Linked DNA regions of Homo sapiens: region 1 is linked to region 2. Evidence: read pairs that join two places in POLR2A ChIA-PET (ENCODE). Cell type or tissue: PC-3. All regions are shown on one strand. Each heading gives the region's core, and the rest is flanking DNA. Links, peaks and the distances in the headings are about the cores only.

Region 1 (16,652 bases), core at 4,871-12,870, 83 kb after region 2:
GCCTCAGCCTCCTGAGTAGCTGGGACTACAGGCATGTGCCACCATGCACGGCTAATTTTGTATTTTTAGTAGAGACGGGGTTTCTCCATGTTGGTCAGGCTGGTCTCAAACTCCTGACCTCAGGTGATACACCCGCCTTGGCCTCCCAAAGTGCTGGGATTAAAGGCGTGAGCCGCCACACCCAGTGTCTGATGCCTATATTTTTAGAGGTACTCTTTCTTTTTTCTTTCTTTTGTTACCTCTAAGGAAATTTTTAGGTAACCTTTCTTTTTTTCTTTTTTTACCTCTAAGGAAATTTTTAGGATCTAGATATACTATCATTTAGATATAAAACTAATTCTCTTACCTTCCAACACCTTCTAATGACTTTTTTATTTCTGTGATCCTATCTTTAATTTCCAGTAGTTCACACTTATTCTCTGATTACTCCTTTTCATAGCATCCTGTCCTTGTTTAGGGATGTAACACCTCTCCAATCTATCTGACAAATGCCTGAAATATTTAAAATGTTCTTTTGTCTTCTGTTTCCTAAATTACTTCTCTTTCTTATGGAGCTCTGCCCTGACCACCACCACCATTTATCCTTGTCTCTTTTTCATGCTAAGGTCATTTTTCAAATATCTGACGATCTTTGTCTTATCATATTTAAGAGTGAGCCATCCTGGTCAGCTGGCAGATTTCATTTCTCTTTTCTTTCTTTCTTTCTCTTTCTTTCTTTCTTTCTTTCTCCTTCCTTCCTTCCTTCCTTCCTTCCTTCCTTCCTTCCTTCCTTCTTTTTTTTGGACAGTCTCATGCTGGAATGCAGTGGTGCGATCTTGGCTCATTGCAACCTCTGCCTCCTGGGTTCAAGCAATTCTCTTGCCTCAGCCTCTCAAGTAGCTGGGATTACAGGCGTGCACCACCACACCTGGCTAATTTTTTGTATTTTTTTTGTAGAGATGGTGTTTCGCCATGTTGGCCAGGCTGGTCTCGAACCGCTGACCTCAAGTGATCTACCTGCCTTGGCCTCCCAAAGTGCTGGGATTGCAGGCATGAGCCACTGTGCCCGGCTCATGAATGGAAATTTTCAATTCCCTCTTAATGTGTGTGTTTTATCTTTTTCAGAATGGTCATTCTCCTAACATAGGAGAATGAAACAAATTGAGAGCTTCATCATCATAATTAATATCTCTCCCTCTGTGAAACAGAGGCTCCTGAAATCTGAGAGGCTCCTTCCTTCTCTGTTGGGCTCTTTTTTTTTTTTTTTTTTGAGATAGTGTTTTGCTGTGTTGCCTGGGCTGGGGTGCAGTGGCGTGACCACTGCTTACTACACCCTCGACCTCCCTGGCTCAGGTGATCCTCCAGCCTCAGTCTCCTGTGTGGCTGGAACCACAGGCACCGCACCACCACACCTGGCTAAATTTTGTATTTTTTATAGAGACGGAGTGTCGCCTTTTTTGCCCAGGCTGGTCTTGAACTCCTGGGCCCAAGCGATCCTCCTGCCTTAGCCACCCAAAGTGCTGGGATTACAGGTGTGAGCCACCACGCCCAGCTTGTTGGGCTGCTTTTGTTTCTGACTTCAGATGCAGCTTCCCACTCGTCCCTGTCAGAGACCTTTGCTTCCTCACCTCCAAATGCCAATCATGTCTGTGTCCTGTCAGTTCTAAGTCTGGCATGTTCCTTGAATTCAGGGCTCCAGCTTCTTCTACTGCCTTAGTCCAGTGGTTCTGGCCCGTAGTTCAGTTCCAGGCGGTTTCTCCTGTACGATTGTAGCAGCCTCCTAGCTGGTCCCTGCCAACCCTCCCCTAATCCAGCCTTACCAGCTCTAAATTCAGACTTTATTATGTCCCTCATTTACAGCAAAAGAAGGACATTTTAAAGCAATTAACATCACTTCTATGGAGAGCTATTTGGTGATATCCACCAAAATGATAACTGCACCTGCCCTTTGACCTGCAATTTCACTTCCAGGAAGTTATCCTGCATACAGAGTTGTACATGTAAAACATGACGTATGTACCAAGTTATTTATTGCAGCACTGTTTATAAATAAAGCAAAAGATTATAGAGAGGGAATGGTGGCGTGATCACAGCTCACTGCAGCTTCTACCTCCCTGGGCTCAGGTGATCCTCCCACCTCAGCCTCCCAAGTAGCTGGGACCGCAGGCATGTGCCATTATGCCCAGCTAATTGTTGTATATTTTGTAGAAATTAGGTTTTGCCATGTTGCCCAGGCTGGTCTCGAACTCCTGAGCTCAAGTGATCCACCTGCCTTGGCCTCCCAAAGTGCTAGGATTACAGGCTTGAGCCACCATGCTGGCCCCTATGTTTATTTTATCTTATGTAAAAATGCAGATTCACTGAGCTAGATGAATGCATAGGTGACTAGTCCTCTGCCCACCTCTCACATGTGAAGGGCTGATCAAAGACTCAAAAGAATGCAACCATTTGCCTCTTATCTACCCATGCCTTTTAAAAATTTCTTCCTTTCACCAATATCCACCCTTTCTTCTTTAAATATTGAAGCCCTCAAAATCATCCTTGGAGACAGGCACAGACCTGTCTTCTGGATGTGCATCCTTAACCTTGGAAAAATAAACCTCTAAATTAATTGACACCTGCCTCACAAAATTCTTGGTTTACAAAAGCATTAAAATATTAACTAGCAGTGGTTGTTTATAGGTAGTTGGCATATGAGTGATTTTAATCTTTATCCTATTTCTGTTTCTCCCTCAATTTTTTTTATGATAAGCATATCAATTCTAATAATCAGCCAAAAAAATAATGGATGCTGCCCTCCCCCACATGGTGCACAGGACCAAGCTCAGTGTCTTCAATGCATTTCCATCCTCCTCCCCTATCATTTCCCAACCTCCCCCAGCACAGCAGGATCGGTGGTTTCTGAACATGGCCCCTTGGTTGTTCTCCCCTGTCCTGCAGAAATGCGACCCAGCTTCCACTGTGCAGCTTGTGTGTCACCCCCTTCCAGATAGAATCAGCGGCTCTTCCTTTGTGCCTATGTAGCCAACTGTTTCCCACTGGCCTGGATTCCTGGTGGGTGTGGACCTTGTCTTCTTGTCCCTTTGCCACCTAGGATGGCCCCCGCCTTGACTCAGGGGGCGTGCCGAGTGCTGGCAAATGCAGCTGAATGACCACAAGCCCTTGTTGGCTTCCTCCACCTTCTGTGAGATGGCTGGGTTACGAGAGTCCGAGTTGGCCACAGTCCTCTCTTCATGGTGGTGTCTCCTTTCTGGGCATCACTCTTTCCGGGGTGTTCTGCCAGACATGCTGCAGTGCTTGTTCCCCACTGGGGGGGGGGCCCTCGACTTAGCAGCATCCTTCAGACAGAGCTGCATCTTCCAAACCAAGGATGGTTACCGACCAACCCCCAGAGGTCTAGCTGGAGGAACAGGGGCTCTCGGGACGGCTGGTTGGCCTCAGGAGAGGGGCAAGAGGAGGGCTTTTTCTCACATCCCGTCAGGAATCTTGGAGAAAATGGGGCTGGGAGCCCAAGTAACACATTTGTCCTGACACTTCCACTCCCTCCTAGGAACCTTCCAAGTCTTCTTGCCTGCATCTGTCCAAAAGAAAATTGGGCAGGAGGGGAGGAGACAGGAGCAGGGGAGTGACTGAAGCAGGGCCCAACCCCAATCTATCTCCTTTCCTCTCAGAGGATTTGAGATGGTTCCTTGCCTTTTAGCAGATTCATGGAGAAGAGCATAGCTGGCAGAGAATCCCATTCCTTCCCAGTTTCTCAGCGTGCAAAGATCCCTTAATTCACAGACTGCCTGCACCCATCTCTTACCCAAGCCCTGCCCCCCAGTCCACATGGAAGTTGAACCTAAAGGAAATGTTTTTTGTTTGTTTGTTTGTTTTTTGAGACAGAGTCTTGCTCTGTCGCCAGGCTGCAGTGCAGTGGCGCCATCTCGGCTCACTGCAACTTCTGACTCCCTGGTTCAAGGGATTCTCCTGCCGCAGCCTCCCGAATAGTTGGGATTACAGGCACGCGCCACCACGCACAGCTAATTTTTGTATTTTTAGTAGAGACGGGGTTTCACCACATTGGCCAGGATGGTCTTGAACTTCTGATCTCAGGTGATCTGCCCACCTTGGCCTCCCAAAGTGCTGGGATTACAGGCGTGAGCCACTGTACCTGGCTGGTCTCTTTTTTTTTTTTTTTTTTGAGATGGAGTCTTGCTGTGTCACCCAGGCTAAAGTGCAGTGGCACGATCTTGGCTCACTACAACCTCCACCTCCTGGGTTCAAGCGATTCTCATGCCTCAGCCTCCTGAGTATCTGGGATTACAGATGTGCACCACCACGCTCGGCTAATTTTTGTACTTTTAGTAGAGACGGGGTTTCACCATGTTGGCCAGGCTGGCCTTGAACTGACCCTCAAGTGATCCACCTGTCTTGGCCTCCCAAAGTGCTGGGATTATAGGCGTGAGCCACCATGCCTCACTGAACCTAAAGGAAATGGAAGAGAAGAGCAGGCCGTGTGCAGTGGCTCACACCTGTAATCCCAGCACTGTGGGAGGCCGAGGCAGGAGGATTCCTTGAGCCCAGGAGTTAGAGAGTAGCCCGAGCAACATATCGAGATCCCGTCTCTACAAGTAATAAAGTAATTAGCCAGGCATGCTGGGGCACACCTGTAGTTGTAACTACTCAGGAGGCTGGGGTGGGAGGATGGCTTGAGCCCGGGATGTCAAGGTTGCAGTGAGCCAGGATTGCGCTACTGCACTCCAGCCTGGGCAACAGAGTGAGGCTCTGCCTCAAAAAAAAAAAAAAAAGAGAGAAGAGCAGGTGTCAAATTCCTTTTATGTCCATCTATGCTTTCTCTTAAGCAGCCTTGGTTTAAGAGATACTAATAGAGATACTTCCTAATCTGGCTGTCGTTGCTTTCATCCTTATCCTTATACCCTAGCAGATTTACCAAGAGGATAAATCCCAGCTGGAAGTCTTGGACATCTGGCTCCATTTTCAGCATTATCTCCAGATTAGGGCAGCCAGGGAGAAACTTGGATGTGGAGGGCACACAGCCCTGCACAGACACAGACAACTATGAAGTCAACTATTAAAAGACTCCCCATGCATAAAATCCTTCCATTAATAGTCAATAATGGCTAATATTGTGTGACATATTTTGAGGACTTTTCCCCTGTGTCAGGGAAGTGGGTATGTTTTTTATATCTCCATATTACACATAAGAAAACTGAGGCACAGAGAGGTGAAGTAAGTGGCCCAAGGTCGCTCAGCTAGCAAGTACACTAGCCAGGATTTGAGCCCTCTGGCTCTAGAGCCTATGCCCTTAACCACGAGGCTATCCTGCTAGGGTTACACTTTCCTTTTCAGGGTCTTGTGAGGCACAGCTTGACCCCTGACCCTCTTTGGGTACCCTGGGCCACCCCATGGGTCCAGAGTCTGATTTTGAACTCTAACCAGCCACCCCACCCCAGCCCTTGGCTCCCCAGCAGAGTGAAGTGGGTCTGCTCCAGCTTGAGGCTACTAGGAGCCCATTGATGGCATTGCCTAGAGCCACATCATGCAGAATGAGCTCCTGGCAGCACAAGCCCGCGCTGTTCATTCGGAGCTGCGGCATGCTCACTAGGTCCTCATGGTGATGCTGGGAGGTGGACTAGAGTATCCCATTTGGCATGTGAGGAATTGAGCTCCGTGAGATTAAGTCACTGGTCCAGAATCACAGAGTAGCCAAGCCAGGATTCAAACCCAGACCTCCACGTGCCATGTGCAGCTCTCCTTTCACAAATCCACAGCTGCACTCCAGGGATTCCCGGCTGACAAATGTAGTTTGGGTGTCTTACTGTGGTCTTTAACCCGCAGGACCCAAAGCTACAGCGTTTCCAGTTTCTTTCCTTCCCAGACTCTCAGGAAACCACTTCTCAAACGTCTACTTGCTACAGAATTGCTTGAGGAGAGTATTTAAAATGCAGATTCCCAGAGTTCATCCTCCAGGGATTCTGACTTTGGAGGTCTGGGGTAGGGCCCAGGACTCTGCATTCTTAGCAGACCCTCAGATAATTCTGAAGCAGGAGGGTCCTGATGCACCCATCTCTGAGAAACCTGCTTTACACCCATCTGAGTGGTATCTGTCCCAACCCCTACTCATGGCAAGGGGCCCATAAACCTCTGAGGGATGACTAAATGTTCCGGTGTGGTTCAGGTTTCTCTCTGGGGGTTGAAAATGTTATAAAGTGCAATGGGAGATTTTCTAGGCAGAAGATGGGTCCTTTGCCTTCTGAGAGATGGGGCTACTTCTCTTGGGTTTCACTCTATAGGTGAAGGCGGAGTGAGGGGAGAGGGCCGCCCCTTGAGGGCTCAGCAGGGCCCTAGCCTGCGCCTGTTTTCAGACCAGGTTGCTGCTCTTTTGGCTGACGTCATAAAACAGAGCCCTGGGTGGGCGTGGTGGCTCACGCCTGTAATCTTAGCACTTTGGAAGCTGAGGCAGCGGGATCACCTGAGGTCAGGAGTTCAAGACCAGCCTGCTCAACATGGTGAAACCCCATCCCTACTAAAAATACAAAAATTAGCCACGTGTCAAGTGAGGAGCACCTCTCTCTGGCCGCCGCCCTGTCTGGGAAGTGAGGAGTGCCTCTTTCTGGCCGCCACCCTGTCTGGGAAGTGAGGAGCACCTCTGCCCGGCCGCCGCCCACCATCTGGGATGTGAGGAGTGCCTCTGCCTGGCCGCTGTGCAACCCTCCAAGTGTGAAGTGACAGCCTTGTGGGTGATACTTCTGCCCTCCCCAAGTTTGCATTTTTGACATTGAAGTTTACTTTTTAATTAAAAGTTTTAAATTGGAGAATAAAAAAAAATTAGCCAGGCGTGGTAGCACACGTCTGTAATCCCAGCTAACTGGGAGGCTGGGGCAGGAGAACTGCTTGAACCTGGGAGGTGGAGGTTGCAATGGGCCAAGATCGTGCCACTGCACTCCAGCCTGGGCGACAGAGCAAGACTCTGTCTCAAGCAATAACAACAACAACAGAGCCCCAAGTCAGTGTTTCTCAACCTTGCCCCAACCGCTTCCGAATCACCTGTTATTTGTCAAAAATGCAGATTCCTGCCCCCAACTCTGATTTGTTGAATTAGGATGAGGAAGAGGGGACAGCGCCCAGAAATCTGCACTCTCGGCTGGCACCCCAGCCATCACTTATGCACCTGAATGCTTGAGAAATTCTGTCGCAGAACATGGACTTTGGAGTGTCACAGACCTGGGTTCCAGTCCCAGCTCTGCCACAAAGTAGCTGCGTGGTCTGGAGCAATCTCAGTCTCTGTGAAACTCAGTTTCCTCATCTAAAGAAATAGGTTACTACACAAGCTTATTGGTCTTGCTGTGAGTTGATTCTCACAAGACCAATCAAACAATGAAGAAATGTACGCAAAGCACTGGGCACCTCGGAGAGATGGCACCCCCAGCCTAGTGGTAAAGAGAGGGATGCATAGAGGAATGCTTTCTCTGGGAGGAAAGAGCTGGGAGCACTGAGCATTACTCACCCACTGGCAAACACTGACCCACTTCAAAACAATTCTGACTTTCCATTTCCTCTGGGGGGAGCTCAGTGAAGCTTTCAAAGGTGACTAGGTCCTTTCCCATACTCAGGTGTGAGCCATCCCAAGTCCCAAGTTGGGGTCAGGTGTTGTAAACAAAAAATAATACAATTTTGACTCCTTCCACACCTCCAGCTGAGCCCTCCATCCACGGCCCCACCTGCCATTTCCCCTCCACGTGACATTCCTAGATCCCTCACTGGGTGGCAGGCCCAGTCTGAAAGGCCCTCTTGGCAAACCACGGGTCTGCCAAGGTCCCTGGGACCTGTAGCCTCAAAGCCAGGAGTTTCCAAATCCTTCCTTCTCTTTGGCTCTCCCAGTCTGGCCATGCAAAGAAACGCCAGAGCTTTTAAAAAGTTTCGGCCATTCATAATGGATTAGTCCACTCCGGAAACATTCCCCAGCTCTGCTGAGAGCCTGCCAGGCGACTTGGTGACGTGCTGCTCTCAGCGCACACAATGGGCATGGGAGAACAATGACGAGGAGAAAAACATCCCGCCCGCGTGTCCATGGGCTCACATCCTCCTAGGACCCCGCCCCCGCATGCGCTCCCAGAGCTGGGGGAGTGGGGCGGGGGGACGGGGAGGGAGGGATAGAGAGAGGTGCTAGAGGACAACTGCGAGAGCAAGTGAGGGAGGGGAAGAGGAGGAGCTCACCCAAATTTCCCCGGTTTGGCTGCATTCTGAACCAGTTGGGTGAGTCAGATTAGAAGCCAAATCTGCTTATTCTGGCTCTCCTGCTAGCCCCGCGGCCACTGCTCACGGCCCGATGCTGAAACGGATTAAAACCTGAGCTGGCAAACAAAACAGTTCAGAGTTACTGACCTACGGTGCACAGCGTTGGGGCAGGGGTGTGCCTGGTAGGAGGCCAAGTGTTGCCACTTAACCTCCCATGTGCAAGGAGTTCAAAATCCCAAAGCCTCAGTTTCCCCATCCACTGAAATGGGGAAATCGTGCATGCTCTGTTTCCCTCACAGAAGGTGAGGCAACAAGGGCTACTGGGCGTGAAAGCATTTTCATAATTATTAAAAACATTAGCCAGGCGCGGTGGCTCACGCCTGTAATCCCAGCATTTTGGGAGGTTGAGGCAGGTGGATTACTTGAGGTCAGGAGTTCGAGACCAGGCTGACCAACATGGTGAAACCCCGTTTCTACTAAAAATGCAAAATTAGTCAGGCATGGTGACATGCACCTGTAATCCCAGCTACTTGGGAGGCTGAGGCAGGAGAATTGCTTGAACCTGGGAGGCGGAGGTTACAGTGAGCCGAGATTGTGCCATTGCATTCCAGCCTAGGCAACAAGAGTGAAACTCCATCTCAAAAAATAAATAAAAACAAACAAACAAAAACCCAAATAATTATTTAAAAAAATACTTGGTCACCAGGTGGTGTCATTCCTCTGACAAAGCCACTGGGGGAGGTCACAGCCAGGAATTAGAAGGCATGGCGCTTTTCATCCCAGGCAGCTTACAACTTAAACCCAAGAAAGAGACTTAGACACTGAAAACCTAGATACAAGAGTGTAGACTAAGCTGGGTGCGGTGGCTCATGCCTGTAATCCTTTCACTTTGGGAAAGGAGGATGTGAGCCCATGGACGCGCGGGCGGGATGTTTTTCTCCTCGTCATTGTTCTCCCATGCCCATTGTGTGCGCTGAGAGCAGCATGCCAAGGTGGGCGGATTGCCTGAGCTAAGGAGTTCAAGACCAGCCTGGGCAACATGATGAAAGCCCGTCTCTACTAAAATACAAAAAATTAGCCGAGCATGGTGGCATGTGCCTGTAAGTCCCAGCTACTTGGGAGGCTGAGGCAGAAGAATTGCTTCAATCCAGGAGGTGCAGGTTGCAGTGAGCCAAGATAACGCCACCGCACTCCAGCCTGGGTGACAGAGCGAGACTCCGTCTCCAAAAAAATAAAAAGTGTAGACTATAGACAACTAGAATTTCTAGACTGTCTGGCTTGGGGTAGGTCTGGTTGGGGATTGGGAGAATGCTTGGGGGATTTACTGAGAAGTGGTCACTGTTTCTATGCTAAGCTCTGTTTTTCACTTAGGTTATAGGTATTTGGGTGGCCTTTCAGGCAATGGAGGTTATGAGGGAGCTAAGGCCCCTGTGGACCCCTTGGCACCAGCACTGGCATAGGCCCACTTGCTACCACCAGAACTGAGCACATATGGGAGCATTCACGGGGCTGATTAAGGAAGGCTTCCTGGAGGAAGGGAGTTTGAGGCATGTTTGAAAGAAGAAGAGGGGGGATTATAAAACACGAAAGTGACAGCAGACAGGTTTATGTAACATCCAGGAGCAAGAATGAGACTCTGAGGGCATCCAGGACCCACCTTCATTGTAGGGACAAAAGCACCAAGGTCTCAGCCAGGTGAGGGAGTTTGCCCAAGGCACAGTGACTGAACTGGAACTGGTGCTGCAGGGAGCTGGAAGGAAGGAAGGAAGTCCAAACAGAGGGAACGTGGACAGACTCAGGCACAAGGGCTTAAGGTAGGAGGTGCCCTTGGGGAAAATGGGTCCTTGGTCTAGTAGCAAGATTGCAGAGTATGCAAAGAAGTCGGAGCCAGGGTACAAGGGGCTTAGGCACCTTGCTAGCGAGGAGGCTCAACCCTTAGTGGTGACAGTGGGACAGTCAGTGGAATGTCCTGAAGCCTCTCTGGAGGCCCTCTGCAGCCCAGGAACACCTAGGAGTGGAGGTTGGGGAGTAGAGTTTGGAAACACCTTAGAAACAAGATTGGCTGTACCCCGTGACTGTAAATGGGGACTCGAGTCTAAAGTCTAAGCTCAAGGCAGCAGGGGTAGCCCGAGGTGCCTGCTGCTGCATGGAAGGGAAGGGAGAGAGCTGGCCAGGCAAGAGTGGGTTCCAGCAAGTTCCTAATGTAGCAGACATTTCATGTTTGTATTCACTCATATTTTCATTCACAGCTATGAGCCTAGCAGTGAGGCCCAACTCAGTTTACAAGGCTTGCAAACCAGGTAGGTACTGCAGGGGCTGAGGAAGGGGAGTGGAGGGAGGTGGAAGGAGCAAGTCATCTGGGCAGCTGTTTACAATCTCTGGGATAATCCCTACCACATTTCTGCAACCGATATCTCTCTCCTTTACCAGGCTGTGAATTCCTTGAGGATAGAACACTGTTTATTTATTTCTGAATCTCTAGTGTTTCACAGAGTGGTCTAAGCCAAGGAGACTTTTTTTTTTTTTTTTGAGACAAGGTCTTGCCCTGTCGCCCAGGCTCCAGTGCAGTGGTGCAATTAGAGCTAACTGCAGCCCAAACTCCTAGGCTCAAGCGCTCTTCCTGCCTCAGCTTCCAGAGTAGCTGGGACTACAGGCATGCACCCCCATGCCTGGCTACTTTTTAAATATTTGTAGAAACAAGGTCTTGCTATATTGCCCAGCCTGGTCTCGAACTCCTTGCCTCAAGTAATCCTCCCGCTTTAGCCTCCTGAAGCACTGGGATTACAGGTGTGAGTACCGGACCTGGACCCAGGGAGTTTTTTTTTCTTTGTTTTTTGAGACACTCTCACTCTGTTGCCCAGGCTAGAGGGCAGTGGCACCATCTCAGCTCACTGCAACCTCCGCTTCCCGGGTTCAAGCAATTCTTGTGCCTCAGCCTCCTGAGTAGCTGGGATTACAGGTGCATGCCACCATGCCCGGCTAATTTTTGTATTTTTAATAGAAACGGGATTTTACCATGTTGGCCAGACTGGTCTTGAACTCCTGACCTCAGGTGATCCACCTGCCTCGGCCTCTCAAAGTGCTGGGATTACAGGCGTGAGCCACCGTGCCTGGCCCCCAAAAGATTTGTCTCTTAACTTTTAAAAAGTTTTAAAATTTAGGTAATGTTTGTTAAGTTCATAGCCTTTTGCCTAACATCGGTATCTGTTAGAGTAAGGGACACCAGAATTCCCAAACTCTAATGGCATTTTGGGAGGACAGGTAGTTCTCCATAGACAGAAAGGGTTTTATTCACTTGTGTGCCCCACGGAACCATTCCTCCTTTTAGTAAGAAGCCTTTGCCTCCTGGTCACAGCCCTCACAGTGAAACAGAGAAGGTGGGTGATGCCTGCTTCTACCCTCAGGGAAAGATGACATAACAACAGCTTACACTGTGTAATGCTTTCTACATGACCAGTAAATTCTGCGTGCTCTTCTTCTTCTTATTCTTCCTCTTCCTCTTCCTCTTCCTCCTCCTCCTCCTCCTTCTCCTCCTTCTTCTTCTTCTTCTTTTTTTTTTTTGAGACGGAGTCTTGCTCTGTTGCCTAAGCTGGGGTGCCGTGGCGCAATCTTGGCTCACCACAACCTCCGCCTCCCAGTTCAAGCGATTCTCCTGCCTCAGCCTCCTGGGTAGCTGGGATTACAGGTGTGCATCACCATGCCTGGCTAATTTTTGTATTTTTAGTAGAGACGGGGTTTCTCTATGTTGGTTGGCCAGGCTGGTCTCGAATTCCTGACCTTGTGATCTGCTCGCCTCGGCCTCCCAAAGTGCTGGGATTACAGGTGTGAGCCACCGTGCCTGGGCTCTGCGTGCTTTTCATGTACTAATTCATTTAATCCACACTCATCCTATGATCACCCCATTTTGTAGGTGGGGAAACTGAGGCAGAGAGAAGCCATGCGATGTGGCTAAGTTCATACAACTAGGATGTGGTGGTGCCAGGACTTAGGCTGAGGCAGCCTGGCACAGCACTGCCTCTATTGCTTATAAATCTCAACCTCGCCCCACCCCCACTCATCTTCTACAGAGAAGCCAGGCAGTAAATTCCATTACCAAGTGGAACACTGGCTGGAGGTGTGGAATCACAGGTGGCTGAAGGTACCCACTCAAGGCATCTGCCCAAGGCAGGAAACAGTACTGAGCCCTAACCTCTGGCCCCATCTCCTGTTCCCTGAGGTGGCCCTCCTACTCTCATCAACTCGAGCTTTAAGAATCTCAGATTGTGGGCTGGGCATGGTGGCTCATGACTGTAATCCCAGCACTTTGGGAGGCCGAGGCAGGTGGATCACTTGAGGCCAGGAGTTCAAGACCAATCTGGTCAACAGGGCGAAACCCCATCTCCACTAAAAATACAAAAATTAACTGGGCATGGTGGCACATGCCTGTAATCCCAGCTACTTGGGAGGCTGAAGCATGAGAATCGCTTGAACCCAGAAGGCAGAGGTTGTAGTGAGCCAAGATCATGCCACTGCACTCCAGCCTAGGCAACAGAGTGAGACTGTCTCAAAAAAAAGAAAAAAAAGTCCCAGATTAGTTCATTCCCACACCCCAGAATCAGTCTCAGGTCCTGAAAAGCCAAGTCTGGCCTCAAAGCCAGTGACAGGCCTGAGAGGATACCCCTGGCATCCTGGAATCCAAGGAGAAGGGTGTTTGCAAGCCCAGGATCATGCTTTGCCACATTCCTCTGGCTTCTCTGAGGAAGGTATCTCATCTGCCAGTTACACCTTGCTACTCCGCACAGCAAAAAAGAAAGATCCAAGGAATAGGGTCAGGCCAGGTGCAGATCTGGCTGCTGGCTCCTCAGGAACCTGGCAAGACATACCAGAGGCAGTGATGCCCCTGGAATTCCCAAGTGGTTTCCCAGTCTGGGGGACAAAGCACTTACTACCTCAAGAGGCAGCGGATCCACTTTGAGTGACGCCTGACCCAGTGCCTTTTATCATAAATTCTCTTTCCATGTTTACTTCCCCAGCTACGTTTAAAGCTTCCGTGGAGAAAAAACTCTGGGCTGAGGTCATTTTAAAAGTCTTGCAAAATCTTTTAAGTAGGATGTTCTTAATACATTCTTGCTGATTGAGATCTTATCAAGAGTGAAGAATGCAAGAAATAAAAGCATATGATCTTCCACTTTACTTCCAGGAGGGAGGAAGCTGGAATTCCTGCTTGTGGAGAAGTGGGTGGGAGTGTGCAGAGTGAGGATGTGAAGCTCACTCACCTAGCACTCTGGGTCAGGCCCCTCCTGAATATTCATTCTCTTTTTGTCTTTTTTTTTTTTTTTTTTTTTTTGAGACAGGGTCTCACTCTGTCACCCAGGCTGGAGTGCAGTGGCACGATCTCAGCTCACTGCATCCTCCACCTCCTGGGTTCAAACAATTCTCCTGTCTCAGCCTCCCAAGTAGCTGGGATTACAGGGGTCCACCACCACGCCCGGCTAATTTTTGTATTTTTAATAGAGATGGGGCTTCACCATGTTGGCCAGGCTGGTCTCGAACTCCTGGCCTCAAGTGATTCACCCGCCTCGGCCTCCAAAAGGGCTGGGATTACAGGCATGAGACACTGCGCCCGGCCTGAATATTCATTCTTAAATCCTCACAACCTTGTGAAATAGGTGTTATCACTATCTCCGTTTTACAGAGAGGGAAACTGAGGCACAGAGCAGTTAAGGAACATTCCCAAGGTGACACAGCTTGCAAGCCGTAGAGCTGGGATTTGAATCCAAGTCTGTGATTTTGGAGCCTGTGTGTTATTTCCCTGGTTGTTCAAGATTCCTTCTTCCCAGGAACCTAGGACTTAGCCAATCTCTCCTCCAGGGAAAACATGAGGACATTAAAACATTTTATTGTTCTTGAAAAAAAAAAAAACCTTAGGAAATTTTAATAGAATGACTAATGGACAACTGTCTTTCCCCCAAGTAGCTGAGACCTTAAGAAGCTGAGAGGAAGAAAAGATTATCCTAGCCGCCTCTGAGATGCTGAGCTCCTGGGAGTGGGGTCTAAGTCAGGGTCAAGTTTGTATCCTGGGTACTGAAAACAGAGCCTGGCACAGAGTCTGGAACCATCTGATGGATAATGAGTAAATTAGGGAGGGAGGAGCTCTGGAGGAGACAGGAAGATGAGGAACTGGGCTAGAAGTTTCTAGCCCAGAAAGGGGCAAGCAGGAGTGCTGACCACATGCAGGAGGGCAGCGGGGATCCTCCCTGCCACGCCCTGTCCATGCTTCAGCTCTCCATGTTTGCGTCACATCACCAGGAAGGGCCCAGGGATGCAGGAGCAAGGGTTGATGCTTGGCATTGAGAACACATCTCAGGGACTGGAGGCTTGGGTTGATTCAAGGGAGAGGCTGCAAAATCTCCTTCCTTAGACAAGAGGCTGGGTCAAATTATTGATCTCTGGGTTTCAGTATTACTCAGGGCCGCCCACTGAGTAATACCTAGTGCCCCCAAGGGGCACTGAGAGAAGTAAAAAGAAGCAGGAAGAAGGAAGAGGAGAAAACAAGGGAGGAAGCGGGAGTGGCCACGTGGCACCTGCAATCTCATCAGAGCTGCCCTTGGCCCCACCCGTCCTGTCTAGGAGAATTGGCACACACTCCCTGGAGTCTGGGCACTGACCATCAGCAATGATGCCAGCCACCGGGCCTCCACAGCTAGGGCGGGAGCAGGGCCCTGGTGCCCAATGATGCTTTTAGTTGGCAGATGGTGGGAGGTTCTGAGGGTCCGGAAGAGGGGCTGAGTCATCACTCAGGGGGCACTTGGTGGGGTGGGGGATAGTGACTTTTGCCCAACCCCCAGGTGTCAACTGGCTGCCTGTCAGACAATGCTTTTAGGTGACCAGAAGGCAAGGATTTCCCAGTCCCTGGAAACCAGATGCCCATCCTCCATGCAAACAAGTGAGGTGGAGTGTCCGTGCCAGTGCCCACACCTGCCCGGAGGCAGCTGCTCAGGTAGGCTGACCTGGGTTGTAATTGACAGTCCACCTTACTCCCTGTGTGGCCATGCAGGTCACCTAACCCTAGAGCCTCTGTGGCCCTCCCTGGGATTAGGATGACAGTCCCTCTCGCAGCAACACAGGAGAGCAGGTGCTTCCCTTCTCCCTTCCCACCACACCTGCTGCTGCTCTACCACCACCTGGGGGATCCTTCCTCTCCCTGCCCCATCACCCTCCTTATAGGGGCTGACATCTCCTATTTGACCCTCTGAGCCTTTAAAAACAGAGGCCAGTGGCTTCCCATCTCAGAATAAAATCCAGAACCCGTACCACAGCCCGCAAGACCCCGCACGAGTGAGCGGTTCTCAACCCTGGATACATGTTAGGGTCATCTGAATCAATCTGAGCTGGGGCCGGATGGCAGTGGATCTTAAGCACTTCCCAGGTGGATCTAATGGGCAGAGCCACTGCCCCACATGATACATCCCTCCTGCCATGCTGCCTGGCTCACTGTGCCCTGGCCTCACTGCCTCTCACTCATTCTCAAGTACGTTCACCTCAGGGCCTTTGTTGGAATACTCTGTCCCTGGCTGTCCACCTGGCCCCCTTACACAACATAGCTCACTTTTTTTTTTTTTTTTTTTTTTTTTGGTACAGGGTCTCACTCCATTGCCCAGGCTGGATGGTAGTGGCATGATCACTGCTCACTGCGGCTCGACCTGGGTTCAAGTGATCCTCCTACCTCAGCCTCCTGAGTAGCTGAGACTACAGGCATGAGCCGTCACACCCAGCTAATTTTTTTTTAAATAGAGACGGGGTCTCGCTATGTTGCCCAGGCTGATCTCAAACCCTTGGGCTCAAGCGATCTGCCTGCCTTGGCATCCCAAAGTGCCAGAATTACAGGTGTGAGCCACCACGCCCAGCCCATAGCTCATTTTTGATGGAGAGGTCCCTCCCTGACCAGGCAGTTCCCCTCCCTATGCCATCACATTCTTCCCCCTCAAACCTGCCCCTGCCTTATTTTGTCTCATCACACTTATGACCCCTTGATATGCCTGTTGGTTTGGATAACGTCTTATACCCCCCACTGGAACATAAGCTCTATGAGAGTAGGGCTTGGCCATCTTGTTCACGGCTGTATCCTCAGTGCCTAGCACAGCACCGGGTGCACAGTGGGTTCTTGAGAAAACCTGTTGTAATCAAGGCCATCTCTGCCGGCAGGTCTGAGCTTCTGGAAGGTAGGGGTGGAATGTCATGCATCTTGGTGTCCCTGGCATCTAGCACAGGGCCAGGCATGGAGGAGGCTGTGGCTAATTCATGGTGCTGATGATTTGCTCTGGAGATAGAGGGGCTCACTGGGGTGCTGTAGAGTGTCACGGCCAAAAGCAAGGGTCTGAGCAGTGATAGAGGTGGGGAGATGGCCCAAAGGAGGCTGGGATGCTTCAAGAAGGGAGGAAAGGAGCAGGCCT
Region 2 (9,924 bases), core at 903-8,902:
GTGTTTTTTTGGGTCTTAGCTACTGTCTCTGAAAAATAGTTGGGCTATGGGTCACCACAGCAACTGGACTGTGTGTATTATAAACATGTTTAGGGTGGAAAAGGTTTTATTTAATAGAGACTTCCTTTCCTTAATACATTACTTCAACATGCTCCCTTTCAATTTAGGACAGGGATTGGTCTATCTTTGAAGTGTTAAAATAGAATCAATTATGTTTTCAGCCTTTACCCCCTCAAAAATCAAATACCTTCATTTGGACCAGTTAAGTGTTTTCTTCCTTTGTTATAACTTTAAACTTTAAAAATTGCAATTGTGGAAAACTCGGGATTCCTGTAAGAAGGAAAATCAAGTAATTAGCCTCTTTTTTTTTTTTGATAGGTAACAAGAATAAAAGGTTTTGTTTGGTTTTGTTTTGTTGTGTTTTTGTTTTTGTTAGAGACAAGGTCTCACTCTGTTGCCCAGGCTGGAGTGCAGTGATGTGGTGTCTGCTCACTGCAACCTCCATCTCCCGGCCATTCTCCCACCTCAGCCTCCCGAGTAGTCACGCACTACCATACCCGGCTAATTTTTTGTATTTTTGGTAAAGACAGGGTTTCAACATGTTGCCTAGGCCAGTCGTGAACTCCTGAGCTCAAGCTCCCCCCTTGGCCTCCCAAAGTGCTGGGATTACAGGCATGAAGCAACCACATAATTTTTAATAACTGTCTTAGGGGATTTTTTTTCTTTAGCTTTTATTTTATTTATTTATTTTTTGAGACAGGGTCTTGCTCTGTCGCCCAGGATGGAGTGCAGTGGTGTGATTTCAGCTCACTGTGACCTCCGCCTCCTGGGTTCAAATGATTCTTCTGCCTCAGCCTCCCTAGTAGCTGGAATTACAGGTGCCCACCACCACGCCCAGGTAATTTTTGTATTTTTAATAGAAACGGGGTTTCACCATGTTGGCCAGGCTGGTCTAGAACCCCTGACCTCAAGCGATTTGGTCTCCCAAAGTGCTGGGATGGTAGGCGTATGCCACTGTGCCCGGCCAGCTCTCTTTTATATCTGATGAAATCATTGAAGATCATTGTTAATACCACACTTTTTGAAACTAAAATGAAGAGTTTTGACTTAACTATGTAAGAAGACGTTGGCTGCTTTTCAATCAAAAGAATAACGATATCATAATTGAATTAATAAAATATTCCTTTAAAGTACCCAGTGAAAATGTCCACTTTATATCTTTTTCTCAAAATTCATTTCTAATACTTCAGTCTAAAACCTCAAAGCCATTTTTTTCTTTTCTTTTTTTTTTTTTTTTTTGAGACGTAGTCTTGCTCTGTTGCCCAGGCTGGAGTGCAGTGGCACGATCTCGGCTCACTGCAAGCTCCGCCTCTCGGGTTCACGCCATTCTGCCTCAGCCTGCCGAGTAGCTGGGACTACAGGCACCCGCCACCACGCCTGGCTAATTGTTTGTATTTTTAATAGACACGGGGGTTTCACCTTGTTAGCCAGGATGGTCTCCATCTCCTGACCTCGTGATCTACTTGCCTCGGCCTCCCAAAGTGTTGGGATTATAGGCGTGAGCCACTGCACCCGGCCAAAGCCATTTTTTTTTTTTTACTGTCCTCAACCTTCTATCGTAGACACACTGTAGTTGCTAAATAAGCATCAGCATTTTCCACAACAGCTCGGTTCTACCTTAAAGCAGCCAACAGCTCACCAGTGTTTGACTAAATACATGCTGCTCCACTGATAACCAACAGGGAAGGTGCAAGTTAAACCTGTACCATCTGGGGAACACCTGTTATTTTGGGGAGTCTCCTTGGGTGCTCATTATGGAGACGTTAATTTGTTGTTTTTGTCTTTAGATGTATAGCTGAGGCTTTAAACTTGTAGGGCTGAAATGTTATCTACATAATAGGTATTAAGACTCTAGGATCCGGGTGTTGGAATTTTTTCAAAAACAAATGGAATAATAGGCACCACATCTGTGTAGGCTAGAGACTCCCATTCTCTGTCTTTCCTTCATCATCTCACGAATGGATTCATACTCCACCCCTATAAGCAGTCTTATATGAAGGTGATGTCTGGAAATGTGGAAATTGAGTTCTTGGCTTAAGATAACATTTACTAGAGAGTAGTTTTAACAGGATTAGATTAGAAATAATTGTTTAAGTGGGAAAACTGTAGTAGAACGGTAACTTGCCATCATTAGGCATCATCAGAAGAAAGGCCTGTCAGGTAAACTCAAGAGACATAACAGGGAATCCCTGCCTGCTTCCACCATACTTAATGGCCGTAGTATAAAACCGCTATTTTAGCCCCGCTTAAGTGAGGCTATGGGGAACCGATTTCTAGCGGGCATGGTTATTTGGCATTAAGGTAGCACTTCATATTTGTGGATTATTATCGGTATCTAATATGTAATGCTTTTTTACAATCAATTAGCGATATGAGTGCTTTTATTTATTTGGAAAGTGGTTTCCCTAATGGACAGAGTACATGACTGTGATGAAAGAGACTTGGGACTCATGGCCTCAGCTTTTCCATGAATTCTGACTGTGGGCAGCATCTCTCCCTTTCTATCCTTTATTATTTTCCCATCGTTACTTTTAGGTGACTGTCTCTGTACAACCAGCTTCAAAGTGATAATCGTGAGGATTACTGGAGGACATTTTGAGTGTTTCAGAAAAGTTATAGAAACCCAACTATTTTCCACTACAGTTTCTTATCTCTGCCCTTTTTGGAAGTAGGTATAGTTGACCCTTAAGAATCCCATCTTCTGTGAGTTAAATGTTGTTAGAATTAGTCTTCCCAGACCTAACTTTTATAGTGTTTGTTGTGTTGTTTGTTTTAAAAATCTTTATTGAGATATAATTCACATACCATAAAATTCACCTCCTTAGGTGTAATATGCTGTGGGTTTTGTGCAAGCATGAACACAATCTAAGTTTATAATATTTTCTTTTCTTTTTTTTTTTTGAGGCGGAGTCTCGCTCTGTCACCCAGGCTGGAGTGCAGTGGCGCAATCTCAGCTCACTGCAAACTCTGCCTCCCAGGTTCACGCCATTCTCCTCCCTCAGCCTCCTGAGTAGCTGGGACTACAGGCGCCCACCACCACGCCCAGCTAATTTTTTGTATTTTTAGTGGAGACGGGGTTTCACTGTGTTAGACAGGATGGTCTCGATCTTCTGACCTTGTGATCAGCCCACCTCGGCCTCCCAAAGTGCTGGGATTACAGGCGTGAGCCACTGCGCCCTGCCTAAGTTTATAATATTTTCATCACCCCCAAAAGAAACCCTGTACCCATTTTCTATCATTCCCCACTTCTCTTCCCCGCATTTTAGCCCCCAGTCCTAAATAATTACTAATCTATTTTCTGTGTCTGGATTTTCCTATTCTGGACATTTCATATAAGTGGAAACATACAATATGTGGTCTTTTGTGGACTGGCTTCTATTAGTCACTTGCATAATGTTTTCAAGGTTTGTCCTTGTGTGTGTGTGTACCTCATTCCTTTCTGTGGCTGGATGATACCCCATTATGAATGTGCCACATATTATTTATCCATTCATCAGTTGACGGACATTTAGTTTGTTTCTACTTTTTAGATGTTATGAATAATTCTGCTATGAACAGTCCTGTGTAAGTTTTTGTATGGATGTATGTTTTCATTTCTTTTGGGTATATACCTAGGAGTAGAATTGTTGAGTCATGTATTAAACTTGTCCAAAGTGGCTACACCATTTTACATTCCCACCAGCAATGTACAAGGGCTTCAATTTCTCTGCATCCTTGCCAATATTTGTTATTGTCTGTCTGTCTTGATTATAGCCTTCCAAGTAGGCATGAAGTGGTTTCTCAGATGGTTTTGATTTTTAGTTCCCTAATAACTAATTATGTAGAGCATTTTTTTTTTGGTGGTTTCTTCTTTATTGATGTGCCTCCTACCTTCCCCTTGCAATTTCAGTCCCTTCCAACTACCCCCCAAAAAGGTAGTAAAAGGAAGGGATTGCTGGGGTTCTGAGCCCCTTGGGCAGTCAGAAAGGGAACAGAAACTGAAACAATCACTGGATGTGACAGAGACTGACAATCAAGAAGTCTAAAGCAGAATGGGAAAGGCGGGCAGAGAAAGGGGAAGAAAGGAGAAAGGAGAGGTACGAGATGCCAACTCCACCATTACCCCTCCTAAGAGAGGCTGGAAAGAAAGCCTCAAACATTAAGAAGTGCCGGTCCTGAATAAGGGAGGTGGTGTTTGAGCTTGGAGGAGGAGGTCAAGAAAGGGAGGCCACCTCTCTGTAGAATGAGACCCCCCTTCCAGCTCAGGGGTAGCAGCATCACAGACTGTAGACACTTTGGTCACTGTAGGCAACGTAGAGAAAGAAGTCTTCATGGTGTTCCTGGTAGAGCTGACCCATTGTGGCACTGGTGGGCAGAATGACATTGTTGACAAAGAAAAACAAGGCATCCTCAGCTCGGAGATGAATTCGCTTCTGGATCAAGAAGTAGAACTGGGCCGGGCGCAGTGGCTTATGCCTGTAATCCCAGCATTTTGGGAGGCCAAGGCAGGCGGATCATGAGGTCAGGAGTTCAAGACCAGCCTGACCAACATGGTGAAACCCCACCTCTACTAAAAATACAAAAATTAGCTGGGCGTGGTGGCATGCACCTATAATCCCAGCTACTCGGGAGGCTGAGACAGGAGAATCGCTTGAACCCAGGAGGCGGAGGTTGCAGTGAGCCCAGATTGCGCCACTGCACTCCAGCCTGGGTGACAGAGTGGGACTCCATCTCACAAAAAAAAAAAAAAAGAAGCAGCAGCAGCAGAACTGACCAGCTGTGAGATCAGAAGGCACCAGGTATTTCTTTTGGTCCAGGTCTCCTATCCGAGCTTTGGGAGCCTTTTCTACTATCACCGGCACCCGGTCCGGGTATTTCTTTCCAGTCTTCTTGCTCTCGGAGCCGCCCGTTTCTTGAACGGATGCTCTTCTTTGTACACGAATTTCATCCTGTTGGGAACCCGGCTGAACTAGGCTGGGCTGAAGGAACCTGGGGGAGCCGGGAGGTGGGTGGCAGTGATAGTGGCGACAAGTAGGCAGATTCAGCCAATGTAGAGCATTTTTTCGTGTGTTTATTGGCTATTTGTATATCTTCTTTGCTATGATGTCTTTTCAAATTCTTTGCTTTTTTTTTTTTAGTCGTAGGCGTTTTTTAATATATTTTGGATGCAGGCTCCCTTTGTGATACATGGTTTGAAAATATTCTCCCATTTGGGGGATTGTCTTCTCACTTGATGGCATTATTTGCAGCACAACAATTTTAAATTTTGTTGTAGTCCAGTTTTGATCTGTTCTTGTAGTGTTTTAATGGTATTGATATAATTTGTTTTCAAACTCTATTCTAACCCATTGAGATCTCATTACTAGAGAAAGGAAGGTTTTTTGTTTTTGTTTTTTTTTGTGTGTGTGAAGTATTCAATCATAAGATTCTTAGGACACACTTATACGGATTTGGCCAGAGTTTCTGCCCTAAAGAATTCTTCCTAATAGAAAGGTGTTTTGAAATTGTATGAGGAAAATACCTTTATGAGAGAGCATTCCTTGCTGCTCCTTTGCCTAAACCAATGGTTATCTACCGGGATGACTTTGACCCCTGGGGGAATATTTGGCAGTGTCTGGAGATATTTTTGATGGTCTCAATGGGGCAGGCGGTGCTACTGGCATCTAGTGGGTAGAGGCCGGGTATGCTGTTAGACAAACTGCAGTGTACAGGACAGCTTCCCACAACAAAGAATTATCTGGCCCCCAAAACCAATAATGCCAAAATTGAGAAACTCTGGCCTAAACAGGGAGATCCTGAAACTTAAGATATTAAAATATTTTTCTTCAATCCATGCCTTGATAATCACATAAAGATTGCTAATCAAAGGAGAATCTTTGCAGATGGAATCACTGTGGACAGAACAGTGACAGAAAAGAGAACACTTTGCTGAATTCAAAATGCTGCCAATTTGTATGTAAATGACATTTATGGTGATGGAAACCAGTTGGAGCAAAAGTAGATTATTCCCTACACCTCAGTCCCTGGGCCACCCTGAGATAGACACAAACACATACACTCACAGGCAGATAACCAAACCGGGTTGATTTAGACAGATGCTGGAATGGTGGTCTCCTGAGAGAATACAGCAATGAGATTTTAGGATTCAAATTTAACAACAGTGATTGACAGTCACTAGTGATTGACAATCATTGTTTTTTCCTATAATTTAGGGAACTAGCTTTATCCTCCTTGCAAGTTGCTTGTTGCTTAAGACATTTCTTAAGCAGCGTGGCATCCTTAAGAGTTTGGATTCTGGGTCCAGATTGCCTGGGCTTAGATCTTAGCTTCACCGTTTACTTGTGTGATGTTGTACAAGTTCCTTAACCCTCTTATGAATCAGTTTTTTCTTACGTAAAATGAGGATGCAGTAGTATCTACCTTATAGAAATGTGGGGATGAATTAATACATTTAGAGCACTTAAAACAGTGCATGACATACAGTGTTAAATAGGTGTTGGCTGTTAATATTATCACATATCTTATCTATATTCTTTCAGCTCATTGCTATGGACAGTGCTATCACCCTGTGGCAGTTCCTTCTTCAGCTCCTGCAGAAGCCTCAGAACAAGCACATGATCTGTTGGACCTCTAATGATGGGCAGTTTAAGCTTTTGCAGGCAGAAGAGGTGGCTCGTCTCTGGGGGATTCGCAAGAACAAGCCTAACATGAATTATGACAAACTCAGCCGAGCCCTCAGATACTATTATGTAAAGGTAGTACACATCCTGATCTTATACTATACAGAGAACCTCCAGACAAGAACGATTCCTTCTTGGCTGGGCACAGTGGCTCACGCCTGTAATCCCAGCACTTTGGGAGGCCAAGGAGGGTGGATCACCTGAGGTCAGGAGTTCAAGACCAGCCTAACCGATGTGGTGAAACCCTGTCTCTACCAAAAATACAAAAAAAACGTTAGCTGGGCGTGGTGGTGGGCACCTGTAATCCCAGCTACTCAGGAGGCTGAGGCAGGAGAATCGTTTGAACCCGGGAGGCGGAGGTTGTAGTGAGCCAAGATTGTGCCATTGCACTCCAGCCTGGGTGACAGTGAGACTCCGTCTCAAAAAAAAAAAAAAAAAGATTCCTTGTTTTCTGTTGAGGTTATAGATACCAATTTCCTAGTTTATTTTAATCCAGTGTATTTTGTAGCTTCAGCAGTTTGGAATTAGGATACAAGGTATAAATGTTCCGGCTGAATCTCTACCAAATCTTCTTCTTTTTTTTTTTTTTTTTTGAGACGGAGTCTTACTCTGTCGCCCAGGCTGGAGTGCAATGGTGCGATCTTGGCTTACTGCAACCTCTGCCTCCAGGGTTCAAGCTATTCTCCTGTCTCAGCCTCCCAAGTAGCTGGGATTACAGGTGGCCACCACCACGCCCAGCTAATTTTTTATTATTTATTTATTTGTTTATTTTTTTAGTAGAGGTGGGGTTTCACCATGTTGGCCAAGTTGGTCTTGAACTCCTGACTTGAGGTGATCCACCTGCCTTGGCCTCCCAAAGTGCTGGGATTATAGGCGTGAGCCATCACAGCCAGCTGCCCCAGATTTTATTTATTAACTTACTCCCATTACACATATTTTATTCCTAATTACAGTTGTCTTTAAAAGAAAAAATATGTACAGAATTGGAATATGACAAAGGCAATTTGAGATTCTTGAGGATAAGTAAATATTCTCATGTGTGTCATAATTTACTTTAAAAATTGTGAAGCCTGGAGTAGTGGCTCATGCCTGTAATGCCAGCACTTTGGGAGGCTGCAGCAGGAGGATCACTTGAGCCCAGAAATTTGAGACCAGACTGGGCAACACAGGGAGACCCCGTCTCTACAAAAAACAGTGTGGCGCGGTGGTGTACACCTGTAGTCCCAGTGCCCAGGAGGCTGAGGCAGGAGGATCACTTAAGCTCAAGTGGTTGAGGCTGCAGTGAGCCATGATCACACACCACTGCACTCCATGAGAACCCTGTCTTGTTGGGGAGAAAAGTCATATATGTACATATACACACACACATATATCTACATATATACGTTTTATATCTTAATTTTTAGTTTTAGTTTAACCCAGGGAACACAAATTAAAACCTTATACCTTAAGTAGTAGCTGTTTATACACAGAGTTGGTTTTTTAGTTAAAATTGCTGAGATCTTAATTTCTTTCACTTTTTTTTGTTTGTTTGTTTGAGACGGAGTCTTGCTCTGTTGCCCAGGCTGGAACACAGTGGCGTGATCTCAGCTCACTGCAACTTCTGCCTCCCAGGTTCAAGTGATTCACCTGCCTCAGCCTCCCGAGTAGCTGGGACTACAGACATGCACCACCACACCTGGCTAATTTTTGTATTTTTGGTAGAGATGGGGTTTCACCATCTCTACGGGAGGCTGGTCTTGAACTCCTGACCTCAGGCAGTCCACCTGCCTTGGCCTCCCAGAGTGCTGGGATTACAGGCGTGAGCCACTGTGCAGGGCTCTTTCACCATTAAGTGGTTGATCTTACCAGCTTTCCTGTCTGGAGATAAACTGGAATTTCTGAAGGAAGTAAGAACCTTAACAGATACTATGTTCTAAATTCCTTTTTCACAGCCGGGCGCGGTGGCTCACGCCTGTAATCCCAACACTTTGGGAGGCCGGGGTGGGTGGATCAGTTGAGGTCAGGAGTTCAAGACCAGCCTGGCCAACATGGCAAAACCCCATCTCTACTAAAAATACAAAATTAGCTGGGCATGGTGATGTGTGCCTATAATCCCACCTACTTGGGAGGCTGAGGCAGGAGAATTGCTTGAACCCAGGAGGCAGAGGTTGCAGTGAGCTGAGATCACACCACTGCACTCCAGCCTGGGTGACAGAGTGAGACTCCATCTCAAAAAAATAAGTAAATAAATTCCTTTTTGCTTACTCAGGATGTGTATGGCTTATACCTTTGGAATTGTTTGAGACTGCAGTTCAGGGAGTTCTAATCTGCACAGATATTTGGTTGAGAGTGGTAAGCAATTAAAATCCTTCAGTTTTTATGTAACATATTAGTTCAGTTGTTAATAAGACATTTAAATGTTCTTGCCTTAACTTCTCCATAATAGTAGGGACTGTGTTTGGTATGGCTAGATGAATTTAGGTGATTTTGAAAGTTTTAAGTAAGTGATGTCTACTTCTAAAATGGAGAACCTCATTACCAGCTTTTTCTTTTTTTTTTTTTTTTTTTTTTTTTTAAGACAGACTCTTGCTCTGTCACCAGGCTGGAGTGCAGTGGTGTGATCTTGGCTCACTGCAACCTCCGCCTCCCGGGTTCAAGGGATTCACCTGCCTCGGCCTCCTGAGTAGCTGGGACTACAGGCGCACGCCACCATGCCCTGCAAATTTTTTCTGTTTTAGTGGAGACGGGGTTTCACCATGTTGGCCAGGCTGGTCTCAATCTCCTGACCTCGTGATCCGCCCTCCTCGGCCTTCCAAAGTGCTGGGATTACAGGCATGAGCCACTGTGCCTGGCCGATGCCAGCTTTTTCATGAACTATGGGATATAAGTTTATAAGAAAGGATAAAAATGCTTTTTTTTTTAACCTACAGAATATCATCAAAAAAGTGAATGGTCAGAAGTTTGTGTACAAGTTTGTCTCTTATCCAGAGATTTTGAACATGGATCCAATGACAGTGGGCAGGATTGAGGGTGACTGTGAAAGTTTAAACTTCAGTGAAGTCAGCAGCAGTTCCAAAGATGTGGAGAATGGAGGGAAAGATAAACCACCTCAGCCTGGTGCCAAGACCTCTAGCCGCAATGACTACATACACTCTGGCTTATATTCTTCATTTACTCTCAACTCTTTGAACTCCTCCAATGTAAAGCTTTTCAAATTGATAAA

What was found. ChIA-PET counts read pairs that join two places held together with the same protein. Peaks named below come from ENCODE experiments on the same cell type or tissue, not always from the same donor. Only the 100,000 strongest peaks of a DNase experiment are listed, where the experiment ranks them.
Region 1: POLR2A ChIA-PET joins it to region 2 with 10 read pairs; 14 of 35 experiments call an interaction of 5 or more read pairs at or near these places.

What each region holds. Positions count from the first base shown.
Region 1 is chr1:205,535,047-205,551,698 of GRCh38, reverse strand. No RefSeq gene overlaps it. Among named protein-coding and RNA genes, the nearest start is that of SLC60A1, 26 kb to the left of the region's middle. RefSeq lists silencers at 8,019-8,148, 8,249-8,298 and enhancers at 7,864-8,158, 14,761-15,262. In PC-3, for the core only: a CTCF peak has its summit at 7,515 (motif pointing right); DNase peaks (open chromatin) are centred at 6,128, 7,528 and 8,108; H3K4me3 peaks cover 1,337 bases; H3K27ac peaks cover 3,448 bases.
Region 2 is chr1:205,620,546-205,630,469 of GRCh38, reverse strand. ELK4 (ETS transcription factor ELK4) reads left to right here. Exons shown (of 5, transcript NM_001973.4): 2 at 6,579-6,794; 3 at 9,632-9,924. The coding sequence starts at 6,588. It also overlaps the pseudogene LOC100420878. Among named protein-coding and RNA genes, the nearest start is that of ELK4, 6.5 kb to the left of the region's middle. RefSeq lists an enhancer at 1,415-1,684. In PC-3, for the core only: no CTCF peak of the experiment used is centred there; no DNase peak of the experiment used is centred there.